2 separate regions of the Mus musculus genome follow, and region 2 is linked to region 1. The links are chromatin loops, found by intact Hi-C in ENCODE. Cell type or tissue: left cerebral cortex. All regions are shown on one strand. Each heading gives the region's core, and the rest is flanking DNA. Links, peaks and the distances in the headings are about the cores only.

Region 1 (5,348 bases), core at 1,595-4,094:
GCATACACTAGCGAATTGACAGGACACCTGAAAGCTCTAGAAGAAAAGGAAGCAAATTCACCCCAGAGGAGTAGATGACAGGAAATAATCAAACTCAGGGCTGAAATCAACCAAATAGAAATAAAAAGAACTATTCAAATAATCAACCCAACCAGGAACTGGTTCTTTGAGAAAATCAACAAGATAGATAAACACTTAGCCAGACTAACTAGAGGTCACAGGGACAGTATCCTAATTGACAAAATCAGAAATGAAAAGGGAGACATAACAACAGAATCTGAGGAAATCCAAAACATCATCAGATCCTACTACAAAAGACTATACTTAACAACACTGGAAAACCTGGATGAAATGGACAATTTTCTAGACAGATACCATGTACCAAAGTTAAATCAGGATCAGATCAACGATCTAAACAGTCCCATATCCCCTAAAGAAATAGAAAAAGCCATTAATAGTTTCCCAGCCAGGAAAAAAAAAAAAAAAAAAAGCCCAGGAACAGATAGATGGGTTTAATGCAGAGTTCTATCAGACCTTCAAAGAGGACCTAATTCCAATACTCCTCAAACTATTCCACAAAATACAAACAGAAGATACTCTAACCAAATCCTTCTATGAAGTCACAATTACTCTGATATCTAAACCACACAAAGACCCAACAAAGAAAGAGAACTTCAGACCAATTTCCTTTATGAATATCAATGCAAAAATGCTCAACAAAATTCTTGCAAACTGAATCCAAGAACACACCAAAACAATCATTCATCATGATCCAGTAGGCTTCATCCCAGGGATGCAGGGATGGTTCAACATATGGAAATCCATCAATGTAATCCACTATATAAACAAACTCAAAGACAAAAACCACATGATCATCTCATTAGATGCTGAGAAAGCATTTGACAAAACCCAACACCCCTTCATGATGAAAGTATTAGAAAGATCAGGAATTCAAGGCACATACCTAAACATAATAAAAGCAATATACAGCAAACCAGTAGCCAACATCAAACTAAATGGAGAGAAACTTGAAGCAATCCCATTAAAATCAGGGACTAGACAAGGTTTCCCACTCTCTCCATACCTATTCAATGTAGTACTTGAAGTCCTAGACAAAGCAATTAGTTAACAAAAGGAGGTCAAAGGGAGACAAATTGGAAAGGAAGAAGTCAAAATATCACTACTTGCAGATGATATGATAGTATATATAAGTGACCCCAAAAATTCCACCAGAGAACTCCTAAACCTGATAAACGACTTCAATGAAGTAGGTGGATATAAAATTAACTCAAACAAATCAATGGCTTTTTTTCTAAACAAAGAATAAACAGGCAGAGAAAGAAATTTAAAAAACAACACCCTTCAAAATAGCCACAAATAATATAAAACACCTTGGTGTGACTCTAACTAAGGAAGTGAAAGATCTGTATGATAAGAACTTCAAGTCTCTGAAGAAAGAAATTGAAGAACATCTCAGAAGATGGAAAAATCTCCCATGCTCATGGACTGGAAGGATTAATATTTTAAAAATGGTCACCTTGCCGAAAGCAACTACAGATCAATGCAATCCCCATCAAAATTCCAATTCAATTCTTCACAGAGTCAGAAAGGACAATTTGCAAATTCATCTGGAATAACAAAAAACCTAAGATAGCAATAACTATTCTCAACAATAAAAGAACCTCTGGTGGAATCACCATCCCTGACATCAAGCTGTACTAGAGAGCAATTGTGATTAAAAATGCAGGATATTGGTACAGTGATAGACAGGTCAATCAATGGAATAGAATTGAAGACCCAGAAATGAAACCACACATGTATGCTCACTTGATCTTTGACAAAGGAGCTAAAACTATCCAGTGGAAAGAAGCCTGCATTTTCAACAAATGGTGCTGGCTCAACTAGTGGTTATCATGTAGAGGAATGTGAATTGATCCATTTTTATCTTCTTTTACAAAACTCAAGTCTAAGTAGATCAAGGAACTCCACATAAAACCAGATAGACTGAAATTTATAGAGGAAAAAGTGGGGAAGAACCTGGAACATATGGGCACAGGGGAAAAATTCCTGAATAGAACACCAATGGCTTGTGCTGTAAGATCAAGGATTGACAAATGAGACCTCGTAAAATTGCAAATCTCTGTACAGCAAAGGACACTGTCAATAAGACAAAATGGCAACCAACAGATTGGAAAAGATCTTTACCAATCCTATATCTGATAGGGGGCTAATATTAAATATATATAAAGAACTCAAGAAGGTGGACTCCCGAAAACCAAATAACCCTATTTTAAAATGGGGTAAAGAGCCAAACAAAGAATTCTCAAGTGAGGAACACTGAATGGCTGGGAAACACCTAAAAAATGTTCAACATCCTTAGTCATCAGTGAAATGCAATTCAAAACAACCCTGAGATTCCACCTTACACCAGTGAGAATGGCTAAGGTCAAAAACTCAGGTGACAGCAGATGTTGGTGAGGATGTGGAGAAAGAGGAACACTCCTCCATTGCTGGTGGGATTGCAAGCTTGTACAACCACTCTGGAAATCAGTTCGACAGTTCCTCAGAAAATTGGACATAGTTCTACCAGAAGATCCAGCAATACCACTTCTTGGCATATAACCAGAAAATGCTCCAACTTGTAATAAGGACACATGCTCCACTATGTTCATAGCAGCCTTATTTATAATAGCCAGAAGCTGGAAAGAACCCAGATGTCCCTCAACAGAGGAATGGATACAGAAAATGTGGTACATTTACACAATGGAGTACTACTCAGCTATTAAAAACAATGAATTTATGAAATTTCCAGGCAAATGGATGGACCTGGAGGGCATCATCCTGAGTGAGGTAACCCAATCACAAAAGAACTCACATGATATGTACTCACTGATAAGTGGATATTAGCCCGGAAACTTAAAATACCCAAGATATAAGATACAATTTGCAAAACACATGAAACTCAAGAAGAACGAAGACCAAAGTGTAGAAATTTTGCCCCTCCTTAGAATTGGGAACAAAACACTCATGGAAGGAGTTACAGAGACAAAATTTGGAGCTGAGACGAAAGAATGGACCATCTAGAGACTGCCACACCCGGGGATCCATCCCATAATCAGCCTCCAAATGCTGACACCATTGTATACACTAGCAAGATTTTGCTGAAAGGACCCTGATATAGCTGTCTCTTGTGAGGCTATGCCAGGGCCTAGCAAACACAGAAGTGGATGCTCACAGTCAGCTATTGGATGGATTACAGGGCCCCCAATGAAGGAGGTAGAGAATGTACCCAAGGAGCTAAAGGGATCTGCAACCCTATAGGTGGAACAACAATATGAACTAACCAGTACCCCCAGAGCTCATGTCTCTAGCTACATATGTATCAGAAGATAGCCTAGTTGGTCATCAGTGGAAAGAGAGGCCCATTGGTCTTACAAACTTTATATGCCTCAGTACAGGGGAACGCCAGGGCCAAGAAGTGAGAGTCGGTGAGTAGGGGACTGGGGGGGAGGATATGGGGGACTTTTGGGATAGCATTGGAAATGTAAATGAAGAAAATACCTAATAAAAGATTTTTTTAAAAAGTGGAGTACAGAGCCAAAAAAAAAAAATTCTTAGATAAATGGATGGATCTGGAGGATATCATCCTGAGTGAGGTAATCAAATCATAAAAGAACACACATGATAGGCACTCACTGATAAATGGATATTAGCCGAGAAGCTCAGAATACCCAAGATACAATTTGCAAAACACATGAAACTCAAGAAGAAGGAAGACTAAAGTGTGGATACTTTTATTCTTCTTAGAAGAGGGAACAAAATACCCATGGATGGAGTTACCGAGACAATGCTCCAAGCAGAGACGGAAGGAATGACCATCCAGAGACTGCCCCAGCTGAGGATCCATCCCATAAACAACCAATAAACTCAGACACTATGGCAGATGCCAAAAAGAGCTTGCTGACAGGAGCCTGATATAGCTGTCTCCTGGGAGGCTCTGCCAGAACCTGACTAATACAGAAGTGGATGCTCACAACCATCCATTAGACGGAGCACAGGGTCCTCAATGAACTGTACCCAAGGAACTGAAGGGGTTTGCAGCCTCCTAGGAGGAACAACAATATGAACTATCCAGTAACCCCAGAGCTCACTTGGACTAAACCACCAACCAAAGAAAACACAGGGAGGGACTCATGGCCCTAGCTGCATATGTAGCAGAGGATGTCCTAGTTGGTCATCAATGGGAGAAGAGGTCCTTGGTCCTGTGAAGGTTCTATGCCCCAGTATAGGGGAATTCCTGGGCTGGGAAGAGGGAGTGGGTGGGTTGAGGATCAGGGAAAGTGGGGGAGGATAGGGGATTTTCAGAGGGGAGACGATTAAAGGGGATAATATTTGAAATGTAAATAAAGAAAATATCTAATAAAAATTCAAAAGCAAAAAAGAATCTTGGGTGTCTTCAGTATCTCTATGGTATTCTGAAAAGAATAGGAGATAAATAAACTTCATAATGTTCTGTTAGAGATGTCTTTCAACTTTCGGAAGGAAAAAACAGTTTTTGATAGAATTATACATAAAGTCTAACTTCTTAATGGTCTTGTGATACGAAATAGAGAAAGAAAGTAAGAAGTGGGTATAAAGAACTAAACCATTAACTAATGTGCAGAAGGGAATCCTTGTGTAGACACCAAAACAACTCCAGCAAATGTTACATGGAGAAGTGAAGCTGCACTCTTTGGATTTCCCCCAGTTCACTTCCTGAGAGGGGGTGGGGAAGTAGAAGAGAAAGAAGATAGGGGAGCAAAAATCCCTGCCAGTCTACTTAGGAAATTGAGGTGCCATTTACCAGAGTCCTATGAGAAATTGTTGCAGTACAGTTACTTATCCAGACTACTCACAGGGATAGCTCCTGATGGTTGTCTGTTACTTCCTGCTATTGGCTTTCAGTGTGTTTGGTTTCTATGAATATGATAAAATCTTGGTTGTTTTCAGTATCTCTATGCTATTCTTAAAAGAATAGGCAACAAATGAACTCCAAGATGTTCTTGTAGAGATGTCTTTCAACTTTGGGAAGTAAAAACAGTTTTTGATAGAATTAACAAAACTAATACACATGTGTCCAGTGGCTTATAATGTTGTTTTTATTACTTTTTAAAGATTGGGGAAAAAGGTCCTGTAGCTTTAGAAAATTTGCCAAATTTGCCAAATACATTGGTATTCTGGGAAACTGCTCATTTGCAGAGGTCGTGTAGTTCCCAGGTGGTGGGAAGTTACTATTATTTTTCCTGCAATTACTTACGTGAGAGATCAAGTAATAATCAAACAAAAAAATTGAAGCACCATTTTGTTTT
Region 2 (5,348 bases), core at 1,216-3,715, 58 kb before region 1:
AAAAAAAAAGCCTTCTCAAAAAAAAATAACAGGAAGCAACAATGACTTTTCCTTACTATCTCTTAATATCAATGGACTCAATTCCCCCCAAAACAGACATAGAGTAACAGACTAGTTACATACACAGGACCCAACTTTTTGCTGCATACAGGAAACCCATCTCAGAGACAAGACACACAATACCTTAGAGTAAAAGGCTGGAAAACAATTTTGCAAGCAAATGGTCCCAAGAAACAAGCTGGAGTACCCATTCTAATATCAAATAAAATTGACTTTAAACCTAAACTTATCAAAAAAGACAAGGAGGGACACTTCTTACTCATCAAAGATAAAATTTACCAAGATAAACTCTCAATTCTGAACATCTATGCTCCAAATACAAGGGCATCAACATTCATTAAGGAAACTTTGCTAAAAACTCAAAGCATGTATTACTCCTTGTCTTAGTCAGGGTTTCTATTCCTGGACAAAACATCATGACCAAGAAGCAAGTTGGGGAGGACAGAGTTTATTCAGCTTACACTTCCATACTGCTCTTCATCATTAAGGATGTCAGGACTGAAACTCAAGCATGTCAGAAAGCAGGAGCTGATGCAGAGGCCATGGAGGGATGTTCTTTACTGGCTTGCTTTCCCCTAGCTTGCTCAGCCTGCTCTCTTATAGAACCAAGACTACCAGCCCAGAGATGGCACCACCCACAAGGGGACCTCCCGCCTTGATCACTAATTGAGAAGATGCCTTACAACTGGATCTTGTGGAGGCAGTTCCCCAACTGAAGCTCCTTTCTCTGTGATAACTCCAGCCTGTGTCAAGTTGACACAAAACTAGCCGGTACATACCTCATACAATAATAATGGGAGAATTCAACACCCCACTCTCATCAATGGACAGATCCTGGAAACAGAAACTAAACAGAGACACAGTAAAACTAACAGAAGTTATGAAAGAAATGGTTTTAACAGATATCTATAGAATATTTCATCCTAAAACAAAAGGTTACACCTTCTCAGCACCTCGTGGTACCTTCTCCAAAACTGACCAACAAACAGGCCTCAGCAGATACAAAAATATTGAAATAATCCCATGCAACCTATCAGATCACTATGAAGTAAGGCTGATCTTCAATAACAACATAAATAATAGAAAGCCCACATGCCCATGGAAGCTGAACAACACTCAACTCAATGATAAATTGATCAAGGGAGAAATAAAGAAAGAAATTAAAGGAGGAAAATCATAGCTCTGAGTGCCTCCAAAAAGAATCTGGAGTGAGCATACACTAGCAGATTGACAACACACCTAAAAGCTCTGGAACAAAAGGAAGCAAATTCACCCAAGAGGAGTTGAAGGCAGTAAATAATCAAACTCAGGGCTGAAATCAACCAAGTGGAAACAAAAAGAATTATACAAAGAATCAAGCAAATGAGGAGCTGGTTCTTTGAGAAAATCAACAAGATAAATAAACCCTTAGCCAGACTAACTAGATGGCACAGGGACAGTAGTCTAATTAACAAACTCAGAAATTAAAAGGGAGACATAATAAACAGAATCTGAGGAAATTAAAAAAAAATCAGATCCTATTACTTTAAAAGCATATACTCAGCAAAATAGCAAAACCTGGATGAAATGGACAATTCTCTAGACAGATACCAGGTACCAAAGTTAACTCAGGATCACATAAATGATCTAAACAGTCCCATTTCCCCTAAAGAAATAGGAGCAGTCAGCAATAGTCTTCCAACCAAAAAAAGCCCAGGACCACATGGGCTTAGTGCAGAGTTCTATCAGACCTTCAAAGAAAACCTAAATCCAATTCTTCTCAAACTATTCCACAAAATAGAAACAGAAGGTACACTAACCAGTTCCTTCTATGAAGCCACAATTACTCTGATACCTAAACCACACAAAGACACAGCAAAGAAAGAGACCTTCAGATCAATTTCCCTTATGAATATCGATGCAAAAATACTCAATAAAATTCTTGCAAACCGAATCCAAGAACACATCAAAATGATCATCCATCATGATCAAGTAGGATTCATCCCAGGGATGCAAGGATGGTTCAATATACTGAAATGCATCAATGTAATCCACAATATAAACAAACACAAAGACAAAAACCACATGATCATTTCATTAGATGCTGAGAAAGCACACGACAAAGTCCAATATCCCTTCATGATAAAAGTATTGGAAAGATCAGGAATTCAAGGCCCATACCTAAACATAATAAAAGCAATATACAGCAAACTGGTAGCCAACATCAAACTAAATGATGAGAAACTTGAAGCAATCCCACTAAAATCAGGGACTAGACAAGGCTGCCCACTGTCTCTCTCCCCATTCAATATAGTACTTGAAGCCCTAGCCAGAACAATTAGGCAACAAAAGGAGATCAAAGGAATACAAATTGGAAAACAAGAAGTCAAAATATCACTATTTGCAGATGATATGATAGGATATATAAGTGACTCCAAAAATTCCACCAGAGAACTCCTAAACCTGATAAAATACTTCAGCCCAGTAGCTGGATATAAAATTAACTCCAACAAATCAGTGGCCTTTCGATACACAAAGGATAAACAAGCTGAGAAAGAAATTAGAGAAACAACACCCATCACAATAGTCACAAATTATATAAAATACCTTGGTGTGAGTCTAGCTAAGGAAGTGAAAGATCTGTATAATAAGAAATTCAAGTCTTTGAAGAAAGAAATTGAAGATCTCAGAAGGTGGAAAGATCTCCCATGCTCATGGATTTGCAGGATCAATATAGTCAAAATGGCTATCTTGCCAAAAGCAATCTACAGATTCAATACAATCCAACTCAATTCTTCACAGAGTTAGAAAGGGCAATTTGCAAATTCATCTGGAATAACAAAAAACCTAGGATAGCAAAAACTCTTCTCAATGATAAAAGAACCTCTGGTGGAATCACCATGCCTGACCTCAAGCTGTACTATAGACCAACTGTAATAAAAACTGCATGATACTGGTACAGCGACAGAAAGTTAGATCAGTGGATAGAATTGAAGACCCAGAAATGAACCCACACACCTATGGTCCCTTGATCTTTGACAAAGGAGCTAAAACCATCCAGTGGGGAAAAAAGACAGCATTTTCAACAAACAGTGCTGGCTCAACTGGTGGTTATCACATAGAAGAATGCGAATTGATCCATTCTTATCTCCTTGTACAAAGCTCAAGTCTAGGTGGATCAAGGAACTCTACATAAAACCAGAGACACTGAAACTTTTATGAGAAAGTGGGGAAAGCCCTTGCACATATGGGCACTGGGGGAAAATTCCTGAACAGAACAGCAATGGCTTGTGTTGTAAGAGCAAAAATTGATAAATGGGACCTCATAAAATTGCAAAGCTTCTGTAGGGCAAAGGACACTATCAATAAGACAAAAAGGCAACCAATAGATTGGGAAAAGATCTTTACCAATCCTAAATCTGATAGGTGACTAATATCCAATATATATAAAGAACTCAAGAAGATGGACTCGAGAAAATCAACTAACCCTATTAAGAAAGTGGACACAGAGCTAAACAAAGAATTCTCAACTGAGGAATACTGAATGACTGGGAAAAATGTTCAACATCCTTAATCATCAGGGAAATGCAATTCAAAACAACCCTGAGATTCCACCTTACACCAGTCAGAATGGCTAAGGTCAAAAACTCAGGTGACAGCAAATGTTGGTGAGGATGTGGAGAAAGAAGAACACTTCTCCATTGCTGGTGGGATTGCAAGCTCATACAACCACTCTGGAAATCAGTCTGGCAGTTCCACAGAAAATTAGACATAGTACTACCAGGAGATCCAGCAATATCACTCCTGGGAATATAACCAGAAAATGCTCCAACTTGTAATAAGGACACTTGCTCCACTATGTTCATAGCAGTCTTATTTATAATAACAAGAAGATGGAAAGAACCCAGATGTCCCTCAACAGAAGAATGGATACAGAAAATGTGGTACATTTATACAATGGTGTACTACACAGCTATTAAAAACAATGAATTTATGAAATTCTTAGACAAATGGATGGATCTGGAGAATATCACCTTGAGTGAGGTAACCCAGTCACAAAAGAACACACATGATATGCACTTGCCGATCAGTGGGTATTAGCTAAGAAGCTCAGATTACCCAAGGTACAATTTGCAAAACACATGAAACTCAAGAAGGAAGACCAAAGTGTGGATCCTTCGATCCTTCTTTGAAGGGGGAACAAAATACCCATGGAAGGAGTTACAGAGACAAAGTTTGGAGCAGAGATGGAAGGAAGGACCATCCAGAGACTGCCCCACCCGGGCTTCCATCCCATAAACAACCACTAATCCCAGACACTATTGCAGATGCCAACAAGATTTTGCTGACAGGAGCCTGATATAGCTGTCTTCTGAGAGGCTCTGACACCACCTGACACATACAGAAGTGGATGCTCACAACCATCCATTAGACGGAGCACAGGGTCCTCAATGAAGGAGCTCGAGAAAGGACCCAGGGTGCTGAAGGGGTTTTCAGCCCTATAGGTGGAACAACAATATGAACTAACTAGTAACCCCAGGGCTCCCTGGGACTAAACCACCAATCAAAGAAAACACATGGAGAGACTCATGGCTCTAGCTGTATATGTAGCTGAGGATGGCCTAGTTGGCCATCAATGGGAGGAGAGGCTTTTGGTCCTGTGAAGGTTATATGCCCTAGTATAGGGGAATGCCAGGGCCAAGAAGGGGAGTGGGTGGGTTGGGCAGCAGGGGGAGGGAGGATAGGAGATTTTCGGGGAGGAAAATAGGAAAGGGGATAACATTTGAAATGTAAATAAAGAAAATATCTAATAAAAAAAGAGTAATTAAAATTGAAAAAAAAAAAGACACTTGCCACCAAACCTGAATGTCATCCTCAGGAACCATGGAGGGATGGAGAGGATGAGCCCTGGGGCCATCTCTGATCCCCACTCCTACAGTGACATGGAGGATCTGTGGAGGGATGGGAAGGATTAACCCTGGGGCTGTCCTCTGATCTCCACTCCTACAGTGACACGAATTGCCCCCACCCAAATAAGTAAGTACAGTGTAATTAAGAAAAGACAGACAGGGCTGGAGAGATGGCACAGCAGTTAAGAGCACTGACTGCTCTTCCAAAGGTTCTAAGTTTAAATCCCAGCAACCACATGGTGGCCATCAACCATCTGTAATGAGATTTAACACCCTCTTCTGGTGTGTCTGAAGACAGTTACAGTGTAGTTACATATAATAAATAAATAAATCTTTTTTTTTAAAGAAAAGACAGAGGAAGCCCAGTTCTGGTATTGATTTTGTTGTCTGGGAGGTAAC

What was found. Peaks named below come from ENCODE experiments on the same cell type or tissue, not always from the same donor. Only the 100,000 strongest peaks of a DNase experiment are listed, where the experiment ranks them.
Region 2: it touches region 1 in a loop (10-fold over the local background); 1 of 42 quality-filtered maps calls a loop at or near these places.

What each region holds. Positions count from the first base shown.
Region 1 is chr2:13,560,831-13,566,178 of GRCm38, reverse strand. The region is part of intron 2 of Gm9875 (a long non-coding RNA gene); the gene reads right to left. Among named protein-coding and RNA genes, the nearest start is that of Gm9875, 4.6 kb to the right of the region's middle. In left cerebral cortex, for the core only: no CTCF peak of the experiment used is centred there; a DNase peak (open chromatin) is centred at 2,598.
Region 2 is chr2:13,618,187-13,623,534 of GRCm38, reverse strand. No RefSeq gene overlaps it. Among named protein-coding and RNA genes, the nearest start is that of Vim, 47 kb to the right of the region's middle. In left cerebral cortex, for the core only: no CTCF peak of the experiment used is centred there; no DNase peak of the experiment used is centred there.